Linked DNA regions of Homo sapiens: region 1 is linked to region 2. Evidence: read pairs that join two places in POLR2A ChIA-PET (ENCODE). Cell type or tissue: PC-9. All regions are shown on one strand. Each heading gives the region's core, and the rest is flanking DNA. Links, peaks and the distances in the headings are about the cores only. Region 1 overlaps TAF1B (TATA-box binding protein associated factor, RNA polymerase I subunit B). Region 2 overlaps CYS1 (cystin 1).

Region 1 (11,307 bases), core at 2,014-7,013, 130 kb after region 2:
CTTCCTTACACCTTATACAAAAATTAATTCAAGATGGATTAAAGACTTACATGTTAGACCTAAAACCATAAAAACCCTAGAAGAAAACCTAGGCAATACCATTCAGGACATAGGCATGGGCAAGGACTTCATGACTAAAACACCAAAAGCAATGGCAACAAAAGCCAAAATAGACAAATGGGACCTAATTAAACTAACAAGCTTCTGCACAGCAAAAGAAACTACCATCAGAGTGAACAACTTACAGAATGGGAGAAAATTTTTTCAATCTACCCATCTGACAAAGGGCTAATATCCAGAATCTACAAAGAACTTAAACAAATTTACAAGAAAAAAACAACCCCATCAAAAAGTGAGCAAAGGATATGAACAGACACTTCTCAAAAGAAGACATTTATGCAGCCAACAGACACATGAAAAAATGCTCATCATCACTGGCCATCAGAGAAATGCAAATCAAAACCACAATGAGATACCATCTCACACCAGTTAGAATGGCAATCAATAAAAAGTCAGGAAACAACAGGTGCTGGAGAGGATGTGAAGAAACAGGAATGCTTTCACACTATTGGTAGGACTGTAAACTAGTTCAACCATTGTGGAAGACAGTGTGGCAATTCCTCAAGGATCTAGAACTAGAAATACAGTTTGACCCAGTGATCCCCTTACTGAGTATATACCCAAAGGATTATAAATCATGCTACTATAAAGACACATGCACATGTATGTTTGCTGTGGCACTATTCACAATAGCAAAGACTTGGAACCAACCCAAATGTCCTTCAATGATAGACTGGATTAAGAAAATGTGGCACATATACACCATGGAATACTATGCAGCTATAAAAAAGGATGAGTTCATGACCTTTGCAGGGACATGAATGAAGCTGGAAACCATCATTCTGAGCAAACTATCACAAGGACAGAAAACCAAACACCATATGTTCTCACTCATAAGTGGGAATTGAACAATGAGAACACTTGGACACAGGGCGGGGAACATCACACACTGGGGCCTGTCGTGGGGTGGGGGCAGGGGGAGGGACAACATTAGGAGAAATACCTAATGTAAATGACCAGTTGATGGGTACAGCAAACCAACATGGCACATGTATCTATGTAACAAACCTGTAGGTTGTGCACATGTACCCTAGAACTTAAAGTATATATATAAAAAAAAAGTTAAACCTGAATCTGATCAAATCTCTAACTAATGTTAACTGCCAATCTCTCTTTTTTTTTTTTTTTTTTGAGACAGAGTCTCACCCCGCTGACTGCAACCTCTGCCTCCCAGGTTCAAGTGATTCTCCTGCCTCAGCCCCCCAAGTAGCTGGGACTACAGGCATGCACCACCATGCCCGGCTAATTTTTGTATTTTTAGTAGAGATGGGGTTTCACCATGTTGGCCAGTCTGGTCTCGAACTCCTGACCTCAGGTGATCCACCCACCTCAGCCTCCCAAAGTGTTGAGATTACAGGCATGAGCCACCGCACCTGGCCATAACTGCCAATCTCAAACTAACTACATCAACATATAGGCTATCCAGGGATAGAGGAAGAGGTTAGATGGCATCATATGGCACTGTCTATACACAAAATCTGGACTATGAGAAATTGTATGGGACACATGACCAGGATTACTCAGTAAGTACATTGTAAGAAGAAAAAAGAGAGAGATAAAGAGGTGGGGCCTTAAGAACTGAAACACTTATGAGCCATGTCAACCACTTGCAATATATGGGCCTGATTTGGATTCTGAGTTAAACTCATTTAAAAAATTTTATGACAATAGGGAAAAATCTAATCACTGACTGCATATTGGAGAATATTAAGAAATGACTTAATTTTTTATATCTGATTAATGGTATTATGGTTTTACTTTAAAAAATATGATGTTTGAGATCTGTTTCCAAATAATGGGGGGCAGAGGGGTAGAGTAAGCTGGAGCCTGGGTGAAGCAAGTCTTGCCATGTCACAGTTGCTGAGATTGAGTGACAGAGACGGGGGGTTCTTTATACTACTCTACTTCTGAGTATACCAGAAATTTCCCATTATCAACTTTAAAAAGCAAGTAAAGAAATAACATATAGAAGCTATAGACATTGAGATATTATGATTTACATAATATATACGGCCCTAAATTCCTGAATGTCTATGTTTGCACCATAAAACTCTGCCACTTGGTTGGGCACAGTGGCTCATGCCTGTAATCCCAACACTTTGGGAGGCCGAGGCGGGCAGATCACGAGGTCAGGAGTTTGAGACCAGCCTGACTAACATGATGAAACCCCGTCTCTACTAAAAATACAAAAATTAGCCAGGGGTGGTAGCGCATGTCTGTAGTAGCAGCCACTCGGGAGGCTGAGGCACAAGAATCGCTTGAACCCAGGGAGGTCGCAGTGAGCCAAGATTGTGTCACTGCACTCTAGCCTGGGTGACAGAACGAGCTTCTGTCTCAAAAAAAAAACAAACACCCCAAAACAAAAAAACCCAAAACCAATCAACCAACCAAACAAAACCCTCTGCCACCCATTAGCTGTGACTATGGGTAACTACTCTTGGTTCTCTCATCTGTAAAACGGAAAAAAATAACAGTACTTACACTTTTCTTTTTTTTGAGACGGAGTCTCACTCTGTCACCCAGGCTGGAGTGCAGTGGCACAATCTTGGCTCACTGCAAGCTCCGCCTCCCGGGTTCATGCCATTCTCCTACCTCAGCCTCCTGAGTAGCTGGGACTACAGGCATGCACCACCATGCCCGGCTAATTTTTTGTATTTTAGTAGAGATGGGGTTTCACCATGTTGGCCAGGATGGTCTCGATCTCCTGACCTCGTAATCCGCCCACCTCGGCCTCCCAAAGTGCTGGGATTACAGGTGTGAGCCACCCTGCCCGGCCTGAGTACTGTTTTTTCACTATAGTTTAAAAAAATAGTTAAAAAATAATTTTTAAAAAATTAAAATCACATTTTTGTGGGGCTGCCAAAGCACTTCCATTTCCTGTGGAATACAACTAAAGACCACTGCTCTGCCTCATCTGTGGAACTCCCAGGGAGGTGACGGCCACCACCTACAAGAAGTCAGGTCTTCTGACCTAGCCAACTGTTATAACAATTGGAGGAATAGTAAGGGCATTTCAATTCATTGAAATTGTTAACTCTGCCTCAGCTAGGAAGAATAAACAGCCTCCCATACCTGAAGTACTCTTGTGGCCTTTCTCTGCTTAGTTCCCAAGCTCTGAGTGTTTTCACAATTTTACAGCAAATGTTTTGTTTCTTCTGAACACTCAGAAATGAGTCCTTCTGCCTAACAAAATTCGATACATAGCTAAATATTTGCTCTCATAAGCATCACTTTTCATTGTAATCATTTTCAATGGTTGTCTTAGAGCATATTCGGCATATTTTAGCCTTTACAATGATATTATTACAGTTGCCTGTTTTTATTGTAGAAACATTAGAAAACATGCTAATAAAACCCACCACGAAGGCACACAGCGTCTTAGGACAGGTGCTGTGCTGAAGCAGGGATGTGGTCCCCTTATTTAGTGGCATGGAGCCATGAACTTCAGGCTCTGCGACTGGAGCTCTGTCTGCTTTGGATTCTGATGTTGGCTCCCCTATTGTTGTCAAAGGGTGTCATTTATGTTTGCCGTCAAGATGTCTATCAGCAGAGTGCTTCTCAGACCTCTCCTTTTGTTTCTTTGATGATGAGGAGTTTGGAAATCAGACAACTCAGCCTAAGGGCAGAGTCAGGGGCTCTGAGCGAGGGGCTAAGGGGCTCTCTGAGAAAAAAGGCTGAGTTTTAGTCACGGTCTCTGTGGCATTTTTACTGCCCAGCTGAAGCCTTTTTTGCTTCCTCTGCAGTTCTAGGCTCTGGTCTAGAACAGGTAAGGTTGACAGATAAGTTTGGTGCCTAAAGTCATGGTATCACTGAAACTTCATACAGTTAGAATTTAGTTTTATACTTCATGCAGAGAAAAAAATCTCAGCAGTTTCATCGCTGACTATACTAAGCTCTATGTATAACTCACTGCATTATACTGCAGTATTAAATCTGAGATAATCCACAATCCACCCTCCTGCCCTGTGAAAAAGCACAAAGGTACGGATCACGACATAAGCTGCTCAGGACCAACTCTGCAGCTGGAGGAGGCAGGGCATGGCACACCATGTCTTCACTTGGAGTTGTGGGCAAGCACTCTTCACTGGGGACTATAACTCTTTCTCCTCTTCAGGATAAAATCTGAAAATCATTGACATGACCAATGCAAAGGAATCGATTACCTCAGACATGGCGCTGACCCTGGGTTGGGGTTCTGGCCTTTCCCCGTGGCTGCTATTAAGCAGTGCCACTCTTAAATCAATTTTTTTTTTTTTGAGACAGAGTTTCGCTCTTGTTGCCCAGGCTGGAGTGCAATGGCGTGATCTCGGCTCACTGCAACCTCCACCTCCTGGGTTCAAGTGATTCGCCTGCCTCAGCCTACCAAGTAGCTGGGATTACAGGCATGCGCCACCACATCCAGCTAATTTTGTATTTTTAGTAGAGACAGGGGTTTCTCCATGTTGGTCAGGCTGGTCTCGAACTCCAGACCTCAGGTGATCTGCCCGCCTTGGCCTCCCAAAGTGCTGGGATTACAGGTGTGAACCACCGTGCCCGGCCAACAGTGCCACTCTTTAATCGTTGTAGATGCAGCTCAACTTTTTTTTTAAGCAGCAAATCTTAATATAGACAACTTTATCATCTCCCACTGTATTTTCTACAGTTCAATTATCTTTGATTGATACCAACTTAAGAAATAATTTTTTTTTTTTTTTTTTTGAGATGGAGTCTTGCTCTGTCGCCCAGGCTGGAGTGCAGTGGTGTGCTCTCAGCTCACTGCAACCAATGCCTCCCGGGTTCAAGTGATTCTCATGCCTCAGCCTCCCGAGTAGATTATACACGTGCACCACCACACCCGGCTAATTTTGTATTTTTAGTAGAGGCAGGGTTTTGCCATGTTGGCTAGGTTGGTCTCGAACTCCTGGACTCAAGTGATCCACCTGCCTCAGCCTCCCTAAGTGCTAGGATTACAGGTGGAGCCACCAAGCCCAGACCAGGAAATAACATTAGTTAACAGAAAATTAGCTTTGTTTAAAATAATAATGGTCATACTTATGTTTGATTGAGTACTTACTATGTGACACACATCAAATACCTCATTCAATTCTCACAAGAACTTGGGGTAGGCCCTATTTTCCATTCATTCATTCAATAAATACTTGGTGGGCACCTAGTCTGTGCTAGGCCCTGGTCTAGCCGCTGGGATTTTTCATTAAATAAAACAGAGTCCTCCTTACATTCTAGTAGTCCTTACATTCTCAAGGCCCTTACATTCTAGTGTGGGGAGATGGATAAATAAGCAAAATAAATATATAATAATATATTCTATTAAATAGTGATGAAAACTACAAAGAAAAATGAAATAGGCCAGGGGACAGAGAATAATGAGGGGTGTTGGGGGAATGATTGGTGCTATTTTAGGCAGGATGGCTGAGAAAAATCTCTCCAAGGAAGTGAAATTTGAGCAAAAACCTGAAAGAAGTGAGCCCATGTGGATACATGGGGGAAAGAACATTCTAGGCAGGAGGCAGAGCAGGTACAAAGGCCCATGTGGGGAGTGTCTGGTAAGCTCAAGGAGCAGCTGGGAGGTCACTCTGAACATAGGGTGACAGCAAGGAGGTCAGAGGACAGCAGAGGGAAGGTCAAGAGGGCCGTGTTGGCTCCACAATGTTTTTTGGGTCTTCCTTTCAATGAGATGGGAGCCACTGAAGGTTTTGAGAAGAGGAAAAGATCAGTATTATCCCCACATTTACAACTGGGTCAGCACAGCTGTAGAGAAGTGAGTAACCTTCCTACAATTAGCAAGTGGCAGACTTAGGATAGAAACAGCCCGATTCTATGATTCTATAGCAAGTCCTCTTAGCTACTAGAAAATTTCCTCTTGGGCAATTTCTATGTCAATATGGGGATGAGATTACTTTAAATATAGTCACAATGAGAAAAGCCTTTATGCTTTTATTTTTCACACGTTAATTACTGAGAACTTTAGTGAGGGAATATTAGTCTAGTCTTTTTATTTTTAACAGGAAGACACTGAAAGGTAAAGTAACTTCAAAGTCACAGAACTATTTTATTGAATGGCCTTTTCGCTATTATTATATAAAACGGAACTAAAAGTTAAAATAGGCAAGGAGAAAAAAACTTCATGGCATAGCCTGAATCTTTTTAGTTTTTCTCCTCAAACTTTATTATAAAAAATTTCAATCATACAGCAAAGTTGAAAGAATTTTATGGTAAACACCTGTATACCCCACTGATTATCTCTGTAATTTTTAATCCATATACTCCTCTCTACAGCTATTAAGACACTACAGAAGGAAAGTGGGGAAAACATACTCTTATTAAAAAAATCTTCTCTTCAAGTGGACTTGGAAAACAAACTTCCTGAGTTACCTTTGTATCTATCTAGGACTTAGGATAATGACTTATTTTTATCAAGTACTCAAAAAATACTTTTGGAGTTGATTTTCAGTACAATTAAAGAAAAACGAATGTGCTCTGGGGAGTAATATGTTCTTCACTATCTACTGCCTGAGGAAATTTTCTGAGTCATATGAAAATAGATGGCTGGGCGCAGTGGCTCACACCTGTAATCCCAGCACTTTGGGAGGCTGGGGCAGGAGGACTGCTTGAGCTCAGGCATTTGAGACCAACCTGGGCAGCATAGGGAGACCCTCGTCTCTGCAAAAAATAAAAAATTAGCTGGGTATGGTGGTGCACACGTGTAGTTCCAGCTACTTGGAAGGCTGAGGTGGGAGGATTGCTTGAGCCTAGGAAGTTGAGGCTGCAGTGAGCCATTATCGTGCCACTGTACTCCAGCTTGGGTGACACAGCAAGACCTCATAAATTACTTAAGAATTTACACTGTATTATTCCAATATCGACCGTTTATAGGGAATATATAACTCTTCTGAAAAAATAAAGCAAAAATAAGAAGGCAGCCTATTACTAAGCCGGAAGTCTAAGAGCCAGTATGCCACAGAGCCGATCATTAATTAAACCTGATGAAGTCAAAAGCCTGTGTCTTACTATTTAGACATACAAGTTTTCCACTATGTCCTACACAGATTCCTCTCCTCAGTGCAGCTTCCCATCTTTAGTCCTATTTTATCCAGACCCAATAACCATAAAAGCGCGTGTTGTTTTCTAGACTTCACATGCCCACACTCGACAGATACGAGGACAGAACATAAAACATGAAATCAAGGGGACAAAGTTGAATGAAGATCAGAGTATTTCACTGACCAAGTATCTCCCTGCAGATTTTTTATTAGTTGTAAGGGGAAACATAGTAACTACACTGTGGAAAAACGACACAGCACCTTGACTGGGTGATCACTATTAACACCTGAGGGGCAAATGGACCCCCCGCCCCCCGCCCCAGTCTACAGACGCCATACCCTGAGAAATGATACCCTGAGGAGGACACGGCACTTGTTTTGGCCAGGGATGCAGAACCTGAATCTAAACATGAGGAACCATCACAACCATACTCAGAAACATTGTGTAACATCACTGACATTTCTGAAAAATACAGCTCAATGTCATGAAAGACAAAGAAAGGCTGAGGGACAATCAGATTAAAGGAGACCGAAGAGATAAAATCAATCAATGCCATACCTACTCCTGAACTTGATCCTGCTATAAAAGGACACTGGGGGTCTAATGAGAAAATTGGAATATGGACTGTGGGTGAGATAAAGGTATCGTATCAGTATTAAGTTTCCTGAGTTTGATAACTGTACTGTGGTCACTTAAGAGAATATCCTTATTTTTAGGAAATACTTAAGGAAGTATTAAGAGGTAGAAAGACATGATAAAGGTAACTGACTCAGAGAAGTGATATGTACTAAAAAATACAGCACATTCTCCTGATCAGCATTTACAGCCACTTCTATTGCTTGCCTGCCACACTGCAGGTTAATTTAGCTAGAGGGGATAGTTTGTGCTAATTGCCCTGTATCCTCTTTCTTGATTTTTACCAGCTTTCCTAGAACTCCTACACAAGACTCAATGTATAATTCTGATTTTCGTGACTTTAAGCTCACCAGCTTCTAATTCCAACAAAAAACCTATCTGGCTCTTATACAGTCAACTACTTCAATTATATGTGACTTTTTCTAAAAGCATTATTACCATCTGCAGAATTTCTGTGTACTAAGCCAATATAATGAATTCTTAGTCAGCAGTGATTGGCCTTTCTCTTTCAGGACTCCCTGAAGGCTGTGTCCATGGAAACACGTTCTATCAGTGTCCTCTTCAGTCCAGTTGAACTGAAAACTTGAAGGGCTTTTTTTTCCAGCAGTTGCTGTTGACTCGACCAGTGTGCTAAATTGTTTCTGTAGATTCACCACCATTTCTGGAACCGGAGAAAAAAAGGAAACAAAATAACAAGTAATGTTAAATCACAAATAAAGCCTGGAATTTACTTGATAGGAATGTACCAATATTGGTTCCTTAGTTTTCGCAGATGTACCACAGTAATGTAACAGGATAACGTTAAGGGAAAATGAAACTGGATGAGGTGCATGGGGGAAACCTTACTTCAAAAAGAATGTACAGTCTAAAAGGAATTCTATAAGCAAAGAATTTCCAAAATCATAACGATTTAGGATTTTAGATTTTGGCAGGAACTGAGGCTCTGTTTTGAAGAACGACATATTCCTGAAGTAGATTCCTGCAGAGATTTCTTGCAGAGTATGATGCTCCTTTGGATGTACATGTGCCCTGGAACATTTGTTTAAAAAAAGTAAAAAACTTAAGCATTCAACATTTCAAGTCCAGATATTTAATTTTTCTACAACTGTGTTGCTACTTGGTATTAAAAAGACAAAATTTGACTTACCTCTTTTTTTATATGCTACTGGTTTGTCGACAAATGAGTAGTAGAGTGGCTTTTCACTTTTCCACAGGTACCTGTACAAGGTAAAGAAACAGCTGGAGCAGGACGGAGATGAAACGGACATAAACACATTGTCTGAAGCACTATCTGAGATTTCTGATATTTCGTTATAGCTCTGGCTTGGAATGGCCTACTGGCACATGTCTATATTGCCTATTGAACTTAGGCCCTAGAAGGAACCACTGACCAACAGCCCAGGCCAAGAGAATGGTGTGCTCCTCTCAAAAGCCACCCAGATGCTGTGACATCTTGAAGAAGCTATTAATTATACAAAAAACATAGAAACTGTTTCCTTCACCATAAATTTCCCTTGCTGCTCATTCTCATAAAGTGAAGCTACCTCAGAAACAACTGTTCCTCATTGCCTTTGTCCCAATGCCTTTTTGCTGAGAGTTGTTAGTAGTACTTCTGATTCTGATAACTTACACACAGTGAACAGTAAATGCGTCTCTCTGGCATCTGATGCCAGGAAATCTATTCTATTCCTGGTGTAAAGGAGAGGAAAAGACTGGATTCCAGGATGACACAGTCCCAGTAGTCCCTGTTCTGACTCAGCCTATTCTTGCCAAGGGAAGGATGGCCAGGGAGTTTCCACTGTAAAATGGGGATCCTGGATTGCTCTGGCTCTTGGGGTTCCCTCCAGGACAAACACTAAGAGCCATCTAAGGTTCCTACAGATGAGGGTGATCAGTTCCAGACTCCAAAAGGAAGTGACATGTTCTATTTCTAGTTCTAGTGGCTGTTGCTAAACTTTGCCAAGCAGACGCTGCTGCTCTGGAACAAAGACAACAAGGTTCATTCTTGGTCTCATTTTTATTATTTCTGTGTTCCCTAGAGCAGAGAACTTTCATAACTTATAATAATTTTAAAAATCCACCTTCTTCTTAATCCCAGGCCATTTTCTTATTTTGAAAGACACTGTGGCAACAAGAAAGAGTACTGAATCAGAAGACCTGGCTCCACCATTTTCTTTTTTTTTTTTTGAGACGGAGTCTCGCTCTGTCGCCCAGGCTGGAGTGCAGTGGTGGGATCTCGGCTCACTGCAAGCTCCGCCTCCCGGGTTCACGCCATTCTCCTGCCTCAGCCTCCCAAGTAGCTGGGACTACAGGCGCCCGCCACTACGCCCGGCTAATTTTTTGTATTTTTAGTAGAGACGGGGTTTCACCGTTTTAGCCGGGATGGTCTCAATCTCCTGACCTCGTGATCCGCCCGCCTCGGCCTCCCAAAGTGCTGGGATTACAGGCGTGAGCCACCGCGCCCGGCCGGCTCCACCATTTTCTAGTGGCATGACCTTGAATGACAAATTATGGAGGTTCTTAAAGGCAGAGACTGTCTCAGCCATCCTTATGCCCCTAGTGTTGTCAGGGAGTGGTAGAGAGTAGGAACTCATTTAAACATTTGTTGAAGAATAATTGGGTGAATAAATGAACAAAGAAATGAATTTAGCATCTCTAAACTTATCCTCTACTTTCACAGGGTTATTCTGAAGAATAAGATGCTGTATGTATTGGTTCTTTAAATCCTATACAATAATTAGAATTATTATTAGTACTTGACAAAGTGCCTGGCTAGTAGATACTCAAGAAATATCTGTGAACTTTCCAGAAAAACAGATTAAAAATAGGAAGCCAGAAATACAAATATTTTAAAAATCTGTAGCATCTATAATAATTTCTCACCATTTATTTTTAATACTAGGAAGTAATACGTATATAAAAGCACACATTTTTAACAATATTTTAGTAATATCATTTAGCAAATAATCATTTTAACCGATTTAAGAACTGATTTTTTCAAGAATTTTAAAAAATACTTGATCAAGTCAGTAAAATCATGACTATACATAAAACAGATGTTGACTTTTTATTTTGAATTTCTGCAATGATATTAAATGTTAAGAACAGAAAGGAGTCGGGCGCAGTGGCTCATGCCTGTAATCCCAGCACTTTGGGAGGCTGAGGTGGGAGGATCACCTGAGGTTGGGAGTTTGAGACCAGCCTGACCAACATGGAGAAACCCCGTCTCTTTAGTAAATACAAAATTAGTTGGGCATGGTGGCACATGCCTGTAATCTCAGCTACTTGGGAGGCTGAGGCAGAAGAACTGCTTGAACCCGGGAGGCGGAAGTTGCGGTGGGCCGAGATCGTGTCATTGCACTCCAGCACTCCAGCCTGGGCAACAAGAGCAAAAATCCATCTCAAAAAAAAAAAAAAAAAAGAACAGAAAGGAAATTTTTCTAATCATTAGGTAGCAGTAGAGATGTAATTAATGTTATACAGGAGATGGTTTCCTGAAAATCATGTGAA
Region 2 (11,307 bases), core at 2,430-7,429:
AACATAGGGGTTCTAGAAACTTCTGTCTGCAGCTGCTGCTGAAATTCACTTACTGTTCATTCTGCAAATGCTTGTTGAGTACCCACTGTAAGCCAGGCCTTGGGCCAGACACATTACGGTATTGGTGAGAGAGGTTACTCCTCCCCATTTTCCTAGTGAGTAAACTGAGATCCAAGGCAGTATTTCCCCAGGTTGGAGAGGCGGCAGATTCTAGAAAATTCTAGACCCAGCCAGGCGCAGTGGCTCATACCTATAATCCCAGCACTTTGGGAGGCTGAGGTGGGCAGATCACCTGAGGTCAAGAGTTCAAGAGCAGCCTGGCCAACATGGTGAAACCCCATCTCTACTAAAAATACATAAAAATTAGTCGGGAGTGGTGGCACGTGCCTGTATTCCCAGGTACTTGGGAGGCTGAGACAGGAGAATCCCTTGCACCCATGATGGGGAGGTTGCAATGAGCCGAGATCGCAGAGTGCGCCACTGCACTCCAGCCTGGGTGACAGAGCAAAACTCCATCTCAAAAAAAAAAGAAAAAAAGAGAAAATTCTAGACCCAGTAGAATAACACAAATGTTCTTGCCTCATTTAACATGTGGGTTTCTGAGGCCCAATTACAATGGATTTGTTCTCTCTGGAGAAGCGTATTGGTTTCTTTTCTTGGAGTGATTTTCCTTGGAAAGGTCTTTTTCTTTTAAGAAATTTGTGACTTTCAGCCTGGGTAACATAGGGAGACCTCGTCTCCACAAAAGTACCAAAATTAGCCAGGCGTGGTGGCACATGCCTGGGGTCCCAGCTGCTCAGGAGACTGAGGTGGGAGGATGGCTTGAGCCTGAGAAGTGGAGGATATGGTGAGCCGTGATCCTGCCACTGCATTTCAGCCTGGGTGACAAAGCAAGATCCTGTCTAAAAAAAAAAAAAGCATGACTTTAGGAGTCCCTGCTGATGGAAAACCTGACAGTAAATGAGAATTTAAACAAAAATTCATTTCTTGACTCCCTCAAGAGTGGTGAGACTTCCCAAGAATCCCTTTAGGATCAATTTTTCCCTTTTATCTGTGTGCCCCCACCCAAGCAGGGGAAAGAAAGAGCTTATGGCCCCACCTGGCTCTCTAAGCCCCACAAATTGCCCCACGGTGTTGGTGGAGTGTTGCCAGGCAGACAGGGCAGGGGTGGCTGTGGAGCCCAGTGGAGCCTGACCTCTCACAGACCCAGGACTGCCTACCGTCCTACTCACCCTAGCCCCAGGGCTGCCCGTCAGCTTCCCTTGCGCCAGTCCCTGCTCTCCTTTCTCCCCAAGATTCCACCTACAGGGCATGTCGGGTGCTGAGTGAGACAGGACGAGTGAGGAGAATGGCTGTGTGAATCTGGACAGCCACCTCCCCCAGGGCTCAGCTTCACATCCACAGGCAAGCAGGGGGCTGCCTGGTGAGCCCAGAGGGGCTTTTATTCCTGTGGGGGTCCCCAGGTCCAGAAGTGCTGCTTGGGATTCCTGTTGGCCAGGAGATCCTGTTGCCCTTGAGGGTGTCTGGGCGTCCCGTGCCCATTTCTCTTCTTCCCAACAATCCTCAGGGGAGGTGAGCCCAGGAGGATGGTGGGAAACAGGAAGGGCAGTGGCCGGGTCTCTCCTCTGTACTGGGTGCTTTGCTGGTCCCTTACTCTGCCTTTTTGTTTGTTTGTTTGGTTGGTTGGTTTTTCTTTTTTGAGATAGGGTCTTGTTCTGTCGTCCAGGCTGGAGTGCAGTGGTGCAATTTCAGCTCATTGCAAACTCCACTTCCCAGGCTCAAGTGATTCTCCAGCCTCAGCCTCCTGAGTAGCTGGGACTACAGGCGCATGCCACCATGTCCGGCTAATTTTTGTACTCTTTGTAGAGATGGGGTTTCACCATGTTGGCCAGGCTGGTCTCGAACTCCTGAGCTCAAAGCAATCCACCTGCCTCGGCCTCCCAAAGTGCTGGGGATTATAGGCATGAGCCACTGCGCCGGGCCAGGCATGAGCCACTGCGAAACTAACAGCATCGCAGCGACTTCTGTTGAGTGCTTCCTTAGTGCCCAGCTCTGTGGTAGACACACCGCAGATGGCGCCTGGTCCAGCCCTCAGGCTGGACTCGTGGAGTAGCTGCTGGGTTTTATCCACAGGGGCGTGAGGCCTGGTACATGCCTTGCCCACAGCCACACAGCGACTGCGTGGCAGAGCCAGGTGAGATCTGCCTGGCTCCAGAACGTCTGCATTTCCACTGTGTCTCAGGGCTGCAAGGAACACATATTGCCTTCAGTGCTTTCACAGACAGGCAGTGTGCCAAGAGCCCTGCAGGCGTCAACAGTGACCACGCAGCTGTTTCTGCGCACTGGCCGCGGGCAGTGCTAATAAGTATAGTCCCTGGAGCCAGCTGGTCAATAGGGGCATGACGTCTCCGGGACAGGGGAGGAGTGTGTCCCCTGGACGCCTGGAGGCCCTCTGCTAGATGCCGATCCTTCCTGGGGGATGAAGTCAAGTGGCTGTGCCAGGAGCCCAGCTCTTGCCCTGAGTTCCCAGAGAGCCAGACGGGGACCCGGAGGCTGTGCTCTGAGCATCAGTGGGAGTAGTCAGAGGGACATTTAAGTCCATCCAGCCCAGCCCCCCAAGCTCGCAGAGGGGGAACCAGGCCGGGAAATGGGGGGCGGCTAGCCCTAATGTCTGGCAAGTGGCAAAGCAGTTGGCGGTGTTCCCATTGCCCAGAGTCCCTGGCTGGCCACTGGGAGGGCAGCATCCAACACCTGGCTGTGGGCAGCTGGCCTGCCTCTCCTGGACCCTGTCAGCTGCAGACCTGCACACCCCCTTCCGAGGCAGCATCTCCAGGAGGCAGCACCCAGCCTGACCGAGGCTTCATGCCCTGCCCTGGGCTCCCGGGACTGCCTCCTGCAAAGGTCTGCACATTTCGACACAACCGTGGCAGGTCCGGGGGCAGTCAGCACCACCCAGGTGTCCACACAAAGTCCAGAAGGTCTGGGAGAGCAGGACAAGCCAGCAGGGTCCAGGCTGGCGCAGCCGCTTTCTGGAACCCAGGCAGCAGGAGCAGGAGCTCTGGTCTCGGTCCCTCTCAGCTGGGCTGCCAGGTGGGCTGAGGGACTGGCGGGATCCTGAACGTGTGGTTCCCCACAATGAGCAGCTCCTGTGAGACCCCAGAGGGTACAAGCACGGACCGATGTCGGCAAGCAGCCAACATGACAGTAATTCCCTTTTATTTTTTATTTATTTTTTTTGAGACAGAGTCTTACTTTGTCACTCAGGCTGGAGTGCAGAGGCTCATTCTTGGCTCACTGCAACCTCCACTTCCTGGGTTCAAGCCATTCTGCCTCAGCCTCCTGAGTAGCTGGGATTATAGGCACCCGTCACCCCACCCGGATAATTTTTGTATTTTTAGTAGAGATGAGATTTCACCACGTTGGCCAGGCTGGTCTCGAATTCCTGACCTCAAGTGATCTGCCCACCTGGGCCTCCCAAAGTGCTAGGATTGCAGGCATGAGCCACTGCGCCTGGCCGTGATTCCCATTGATTAAGGCTGTGGTGTGCTCGATTCCACATCACATGCTGCCCATGCATTATCTTATGCTTCAGAACGACTCATGAATAAAGTTACGTGCTTGAGAAAAAACACCGAGGCTCGGAGACACACTGGCCTTGCCTGAGGCGCGCGGGTGAGCCGCAGAGCTGGGATTCAAGCTCGGTCTTCCCACCCCAGAGCCCGTCCTCCCTCAACCAGGGCAGGTGCTGGCTTCCACTCTGCGAGGGCTCAGCGTTGTGGGAGATGAAGCGGACGCAGTAGAAGCCTGCTGGTGGATATGTGCTGGGCGAGAGCGCCACAGGGTGTCCCAGGGCAAAGACTTCGGTTTGGGTTTCAGGATGGGCCCACTAGGAGCCATTGTGGTGGCCAGGGGAAATGAGTGTGAACGCACCATCCTGCCTCCTGACAGCCCTGTCCCATTTCTGACCCACAGAGCCCCAGGCAGCGGTCGCAAGAAGCCCGAGAGGCCGGCAGCCATCTCCTACGACCACTCGGAAGAGGGGCTGATGGCGAGCATCGAGCGGGAGTACTGCCGCTGAGGACAGCATGCTCCACCCCCGCCAGGCCTCGGAGGCACCTGCTGGCTGGGGCACCCTCTGCTTGCACAGAGCTCTAGCAGGAGCTGAACCACCTCCAAAACGCAGTCACTCCCGGATATTCAAAGCTGCCCTTTCAAATCCACTTTCAGACCGCGCTGACCTGGGCCAGCCACTGGCGGTCATGGTTGCTGGTGGGGGCGATTAGCTGTGTAGACCCACAGGTGCGTGGGCCTGGGCCGCCGGCGCCTCCTCCCCAACGCGGGGAGCCTGCCCAGTTCTTCTGGAGCCTGAAATGCGTGCCCCTCTTGGTTGCCCGCTCTCCACAGTGGGGAGGGCTCACGAGGACTAGGTGACACAAGCGAGCCCCTCCTGGCATCCGCGCCACAACACTTCCGGAAGGTTCTGCTGTGGAAGGTGCACCCGCGCTGCTCCCTCAGTCTCGGGCCCATCTCTCCAGGGGTGGCCGGGTCAGCTTAGTGCTTCTCAACTTTAACTCCCTAATGAGCAGCCTGGGGGTGCTGTTGACTTGCAGGGCCTGAGGTTCTGTACGTCTAACCAGCTCCCAGCCCAGGCCCGAGCTCCGAAGCCCCAACTGCACTTTGAGGAGCGAGAACCCCAGCTCTGATCTGCCTTGCAGTGGGAGGTAGAGCTCGTCACTGCCTCTCTGGGCCTCAGTTTCCCTCTCTGGAAAATCAGCTCTGGCAGCTCTTGGAGGCCCTCCCCAGCTCTGACAATCTGGAACTGCTGCCACTGCTGGTCCCCTGCCCCAGGCACAGCAGTGCCTTCCCTGCGGGGAGCCAGCGCCCAGGTCCAACCGGGAGAGGGTCTGCCTGATACTGGCTTTCCAGTTCTCCCTCTCACAGGCAGCCTGGCCAGTGCCTGCGGGGCTTTTAAATTCTCTTCCTGCCTGGGTGGAAGGTGGGAAACCACAGCAGTGAGGCAGGAAGAGCCTTGGAATGTTCCTGGTTGACAGATGGGAAAACTGACCTGCCCAGGACGCCCTGGGAACAGGGGGCGGAGCTCCGGCTAGAGGGGACTCCTGTGTGGGCGGGCAGGTCTGGAGCCTGGGCCCAGGTGTGGCCTGCTGGGGGACAGCTCCGGGGGAGAGCTGTGGGGAGAACAGCGGTCTAGGGAGGCAGGAGGCAGGCGGCAGGCTCCTCCCCAGCAGCCTGCAGGGCATCAGGACAGAGGGGGAAGGAGGAGACAGAAGGGAAAGAAGGAGATAGAGGGGGAAGGAGGAAACAGCGCGGCTTCTGCTGAAGCCAGTACAAGCCTGGTTATCTGGCTTGACCCGCCCACACGGAGGCCTCCCCAGCGTTTTCTTTTTCCCGAGAAGAGCTCCAGCTCGCAGGTCCTTAGAACACAGCAGAGCAGGAGCATCTCAGGAACCAACGGCCAGCTCCTTGGCGCTGTCCCCAGCCCCACAGGCCTGCTGCGGCCATCCGCAAACGGGCATTTCCTTGAACTTTTGAGAGTGCCTTTGACCAGCTGTTCGCAGCTGGGAAACTCCAACTTTTGAAGTCAGAGCTTGGAGCGGCCCCCGCAAGGGCGTGGCTCAAACCCTCCCCAGAGCTGGGAGCCATTGCTTATGCAAGCCCGTTTCTTTTGATGTAAAGATGGAAGTCGTTACTATATTTTAATAATGCAAATACATCTTTTAAAATAAGTTAACATTTCTTACCACCAGATGGATCAGGCTTTGAATTTAAACATGTAAATGTTTGTAATTTTATGTCATTTTGTTAAAATGGGACGCTTTCAATTGGTTTCCAAGAAAGATGATACCTCTGCATTTTCTGGTGGAAAAGGTGTAATACCCTTAATGAGATCAAAGTGTTAGGGGAAAAAAATTCCAAAAGTAGTTACAAGCTATATCAATGTCAAAGTAAATGCACTTCATCAAAGCTAAGAAGTCACAGGAATTGTTCTCAGGTTTTTAAAAAAATTTTTCCTGAATTCAGGAAGTGTCTTCTGAATAGCAGCTAGCCAAATAAAGCGGTGTGTGTGTACTGCAGCTGTAGGTGAACTTAAAAATAATAATAAAAAGAACAAATAAAGCAGTGTGTACCAGCCGCTGAGCCGGCCCTGTCTCTGTCCTGTGAGACGGAGGGGCTGTGCCTGGAAGTAGAGGGGTGGGCGTTGCTGCAGCCTGCAGCCCGGCCCGAGTCTGTCCCAGTGCCTCCTGTGTGCCTGGCACCTCCTCAGGCATCTTCCTGGCTGCCCCATGTTGCAGCTGAGCCTCAGCGTCCTGCTAGAACTGCGTGTGGGATTTGCTCACTGCCAGGATGGGACTGTGGCTGGAATGGAGGCAGAAAGAAACACATCTCAAAGGCAAAAATGACGCACGTTGTTGTCTGGAAAAATCTTAAGTGACCACAAATGTGTCTCCCGGTTTCTTTTTTAGTTTTCTTGAGACAGAGTCTCACTCTATTGCCCAGGCTGGAGTGCAGTGGCGCGATCTCAGCTCCCTGCACCCTCCGCCTCCCAGGTTCAAGCAATTCTCCTGCCTCAGCCTCCCGAGTAGCTGGGATTACAGGCATGCGCCACCACACCTGGCTAATTTTTTTGTATTTTTAGTAGAGACGGGAGGGTTCACCATATTGGCCAGGCTGGTCTCGAACTCCTGACCTTGTGATCCGCCCGCCTCTGCCTCCCAAAGTGTTGGGAATACAGGCGTGAGGCACCACACCCGGCCATGTGTCTCTGGTTTCTGTAGTATGAGAGTTCCTCGAAGATGCTACAAAGCCGCAGGAACTGAGGAAACACTGTCCACCCCTGGCTCTGAGAAATGCTGGGTGTGTTTTCTTAGGGAAGGAGCAGAGTCCTGCTGTTGCCCTCCTCCTGACATGTGTGTTCCCAAGTCTCTCTTCACCGGCCCGTGGGCTCCTAGCCTCACCCAGGAAGGGACCTCCTCCCTCGGCTGCTGTTGGCTCAGGTTCCCTGCGCCTCCCTGAGACAGCCCTTTCTAAGACACTTTCCTCTGCTGTTCCAAAGACCTAGGGCCACTTGTCCCCACTCACCCACGTTGCCTGGACACCTGCTGCTGACATTGATTGGTGGATCCGTGAGAGCATTCTCTGTTCCCAGCAGTGGGGCACGCTCGTGCACGTGTGAGCACATGGGAGAGCATAAGGCTGTCGAAGTGTAGCCAAGCACCTCACGGAAGAGAGAATCCGTGGCTTTTTTTTTTTTTTTTTCCTTTTTCCTTTCTGGCAATAATGAGGCAGGAGAAAAGTCTTGTCAGTTGCCACGAGAGGGATAATCACACTTGCGGCTCTAATACTTCCCTCTAGAAGGAGGCTCCGTAATCAGACCTTTTGTGTGGTGAGGGTCTGGACCCCCTGGGGACAAATCGGACTTTCTGAGGTGGGCAGGGGCTGTGTTTTCTGAGGACATATGGCAGCCTTTAGTTTTAAGAGTTGGGAAGGAAAAGAAGGAACAGTGAAGCCTGTGGCTCCATGATGTACTTTGCAATCCTGGGCCAGGGGTGGAAGGAAATAATGGAAGACTTCCAAGCACTTCTTCCAGAGTAGCTGGAAAACCACTTTCAATTCTACCTCTTTGCAGCCACCCCCTGGCACAGGAAGGGCACGAGCACTGACGGCCACAGGGTCACCCGGCACACTACTGGGTCTGTCTGGACCAGACCCACTGCCAGAGTGGCCACTTCACATGTTGGCTTTTTGAGACAGCGTCTTGCTCTGTTGCCCAGGCTAGGGTGCAGTGGTATGATCATAGCTCACAGCCGCCTCGAATTCCTGGGCTCAAGGAATCCTCCTGCCTCAACTCCCCAAAGTGCTGGGATTAGAGGTGTGAGCCACCATACTCAGCTCGCTTCACACATTTTTTTTCAGAAAGAACCCTCCAAAGAACCCAAAGAAACAGAATAAAACTCCAGAAAACAAAGAGGAGAGTTTAGTTTGAGCCAATACACAATGAATTTTATAGATTCTTCCAAAAAGTCTCTAGGTATACTTAGGCCACCAGGTACAGTTAAATGACACAGGACACACATCCAATGTAAAATCAAGTTTTATATGATTCAAAGAGAAAAGTTACATTACACATGCTCGTTTAAATAATGTCAAAGTCTGTTACATAAAACATAATTATGAAACATTTTAAGTCTTATCATTCAAACTACTTAAAAGGCTCAAAGTCACAAAAGATCAAGCAAAACTGCCCAGGCAATAAAGTGCACGAGGGGAGCCCACCTCTCCAGCGGCCGTCAGCACCCAGAGCCGCCAGCTGAGGGCTCCATGCCGAATCCATACACAAGGTTTGTGGTTCTCAGAAGAGTTTTCAGACAGGAACTGTTTCCAACTTAAAATCTTTCAACAGACAAATGGAGGTGGAAGGGGGATGGTTTACACAAAGTATTTCCAAATGTAATCAGGAAATGGAAGTGTAAATTAAAACCGTTTTCAACATGTATCTCCTCTTTAGAAATATCACTGCTTGGAGAATGTTGTGACAAGCAACCAAATACTCAAAAGACCTTATCCACCAGAATACTGGCAGGACTCACATTACTTTGCATGTCATAATTAAGAAAAATATCCAAATTTGATGCCATTTATAGTGTGTACAGTCAAAAATGTGTATGCTGATTTTGATGAGCAGGAGAAAGGACTGGGTGGTGAGGAAACATGAACTATGCACAACATGAGACAACTGTGCTGTCTCACGAAGACACGACACTCACCTATGGAGTGTCCAGACTGAAAACCTCTGAATAACACACACATTTGTGTCAAGTAACAGCTGATACTAAGGGGCAAGTTAACAGGTATCAAGTCACACACAATGAATGACCAGGTGGAGATTTTATCAGACTACAAAGAACAAAACACAAAACCTAATTTTATTCAATATTCCACCTTACCATCATTTAAATAAAGGTAAATGCTGGTAATTAACATAGACAAAATTTAAATACATACTGCACAATAAAAAAAATTCCCAGGCTACCAAATTAGTGCAACATTCTGTATGTTCCTACATTTATTCCATTGCCTGAACTTCCAATGTTTAACAAAAACCAGTATCAGTGGCTTCTTGAACACAGGTGGCCACATTCTCTCGGTTATCTACGTGCTCATACAGTTGAAAAATATTGTCCATCTATTTTCTAGGTAGACTGTAAAACACACCATTCCAAGTAATTTTCTGTTTGGTCAAAACAATTTCCTTCAAACAAAATGAACAGAAAGGCAGTTGGGTAGTATTACTGCCATTTAGCGTAACTTGCATTTCCTTGTGTTTCTAGTATTTGGCAAACAAAGGAAGCGGAATCTTGGCACTGCCTGCCTTCACATGCATCTCGCCCCAGCTAAGCTGTGCTCTGGTGGAGTTTCATCCAACCAATACAGACATTTCCTTTTTTTCTGAGAAGTTACTCTACCCACAATATAGTACGGATAAGGCCACAGCAAAAGGAGTCAGAACTGACAATTGACAAAGCAGCTGGATTTGAGTGTTTCTTTTTTGGTGTTTTAGGTACAAACAAGAAACTGAATGGCTTGCTTTCAGCAGAGCCATGGCCAAGACTATTACAGACTAGATCCTGCAGCAAGTACTGGTCCCTGGGATCTGCCCAGTGGCTCATGTTACTCTCTGGGGTACATCCTTCATGACACACCATGGACACAGCTCACTAGTTCCAGTCAACCAAAATTTTAGTTCTTTGGTGACAGGAATGATTGCCTAGAATTTCCTTGAAAACGTTATGAAGAAGCTGACGGCAAAATTTATTTTTCCCTTTTAAGAGGTCCTTACTCAACCAGGTCCGATTCCAAAAAGATCTAAAAGGCCAGATAACTTGTGGTTTTTGTAGTGGAATAACATGTCCAGTTTACTAAAAGAAGGGCCATTAGGAAAAACTTTGTTATTAAACACTGAAAAGAAGGCTGCAAAATGATCTAGCTAGAAATTGGTGATTTGAGCACCAACAATATAAATATTTTTCTAAAAACCAGTATAAAAATTAGTACCCTGTCTTATTTCTACAAAACATCAATAGAAAAGGTTGTAAAAATCCAGATTTTGTAAACTTTATTGCCGAAATATTTGTTTGAATGCTGGTGATTCAGATTATCAAATTTTCTACCATTTCTTTAAAAAAAAAACCAAAACAAAAAAACTTCTGAAACTACAAAAGATACTGAACAGGGTCCCAAGTGGAAAAGAAAAGTTAACATACTTTCATCAAAACCAGCTCCCCGATCTTCCCCTAGGCCGCCAAGACCGTTTTTTTTGGGTGAGGCAGTGGGAGAGGAATCCATCAGTTCCATTCCTGGAAAGAGGCTTTTTAAAAATCCCATGAGTGATGTCCTAATGGACCTTTCAGGCAGAGGCTGGCATGCTCACCAGTGGGCTCCCCGGGCTCTCTGCAGAGGCGATTCTGTTCAGCTTGCCAACCTCTGCCTGCCAGCCTGGGATCTTCTTGGTCGTCATGTGGCGCCGGGCATGCTTCGTCAGGTGGTCACTGCGCATGAAACGTCGGTCACACACCGGGCACACAAACTTCTTCTCCCCTGTGTGAGTTCTGCGGTGGCGTGACAGCTCATCCGAACGAGCAAACTTTTTATCACAGCCATCCCAGCTGCAGTTGAAAGGCTTCTCCCCTGTGAGGTGAGAAAATACATATTAAAGAGAAAGGAAACGCTAAGCACCTTATTCAAGGGGTTAATTCATGTCATTTTAAAATCGTGTTCATCAAACTCAGAAGAAAGTGGTATCTTATTACTCTGGAATTGGATGATTTGGGTCAAGAAATCCTCCAAAAGGCATTTATTCCTCCCACACTTAAGATGCAGCTATGTTAGCACCCAAAGATTTCAAGCTAATCTTTCAAAATATATTTAAAAATAAATCAGGCGAAGTACAAGTACAGCGGCTCAAACCTATAATCGCAGCACTTTGGGAGGCTGGAGACGATCAGTTGAGCACAGGAGTTCCAGACTAGCCTGGGCAACAAAGTAAAACCCAATCTTTACCAAAAAACAAAAATAAATTAATTAAAAATGTAGCATCCAGCCAGGCGCAGTGGCTCACGCCTGTAATCCAAGCACTTTGGGAGGCCGAGGCGGGCGGATCACAAAGTCAGAAGACCGAGACCATCCTGGCTAACACGGTGAAACCCCATCTCTACTAAAAATACAAAAAACTAGCCGGGTGTGGTGGCGGGCACCTGTAGTCCCAGCTACTTGGGAGGCTAAGGCAGGAGA

What was found. Peaks named below come from ENCODE experiments on the same cell type or tissue, not always from the same donor. Only the 100,000 strongest peaks of a DNase experiment are listed, where the experiment ranks them.
Region 1: POLR2A ChIA-PET joins it to region 2 with 5 read pairs; 3 of 35 experiments call an interaction of 5 or more read pairs at or near these places.

Annotation. Positions count from the first base shown.
Region 1 is chr2:9,916,749-9,928,055 of GRCh38, reverse strand. It overlaps TAF1B (TATA-box binding protein associated factor, RNA polymerase I subunit B), which reads right to left. Exons shown (of 15, transcript NM_005680.3): 13 at 8,945-9,015; 14 at 8,236-8,458. Among named protein-coding and RNA genes, the nearest start is that of GRHL1, 29 kb to the left of the region's middle. RefSeq lists an enhancer at 10,127-10,628. In PC-9, for the core only: no CTCF peak of the experiment used is centred there; no DNase peak of the experiment used is centred there.
Region 2 is chr2:10,051,624-10,062,930 of GRCh38, reverse strand. CYS1 (cystin 1) reads left to right here. Exons shown (of 3, transcript NM_001037160.3): 3 at 3,973-6,458. The coding sequence ends at 4,078. KLF11 (KLF transcription factor 11) reads right to left here. Exons shown (of 4, transcript NM_003597.5): 4 at 8,095-10,704. The coding sequence ends at 10,424. Among named protein-coding and RNA genes, the nearest start is that of KLF11, 14 kb to the right of the region's middle. RefSeq lists enhancers at 873-1,733, 1,734-2,596, 3,455-4,397, 4,398-5,341. In PC-9, for the core only: no CTCF peak of the experiment used is centred there; a DNase peak (open chromatin) is centred at 5,170; H3K4me3 peaks cover 1,123 bases.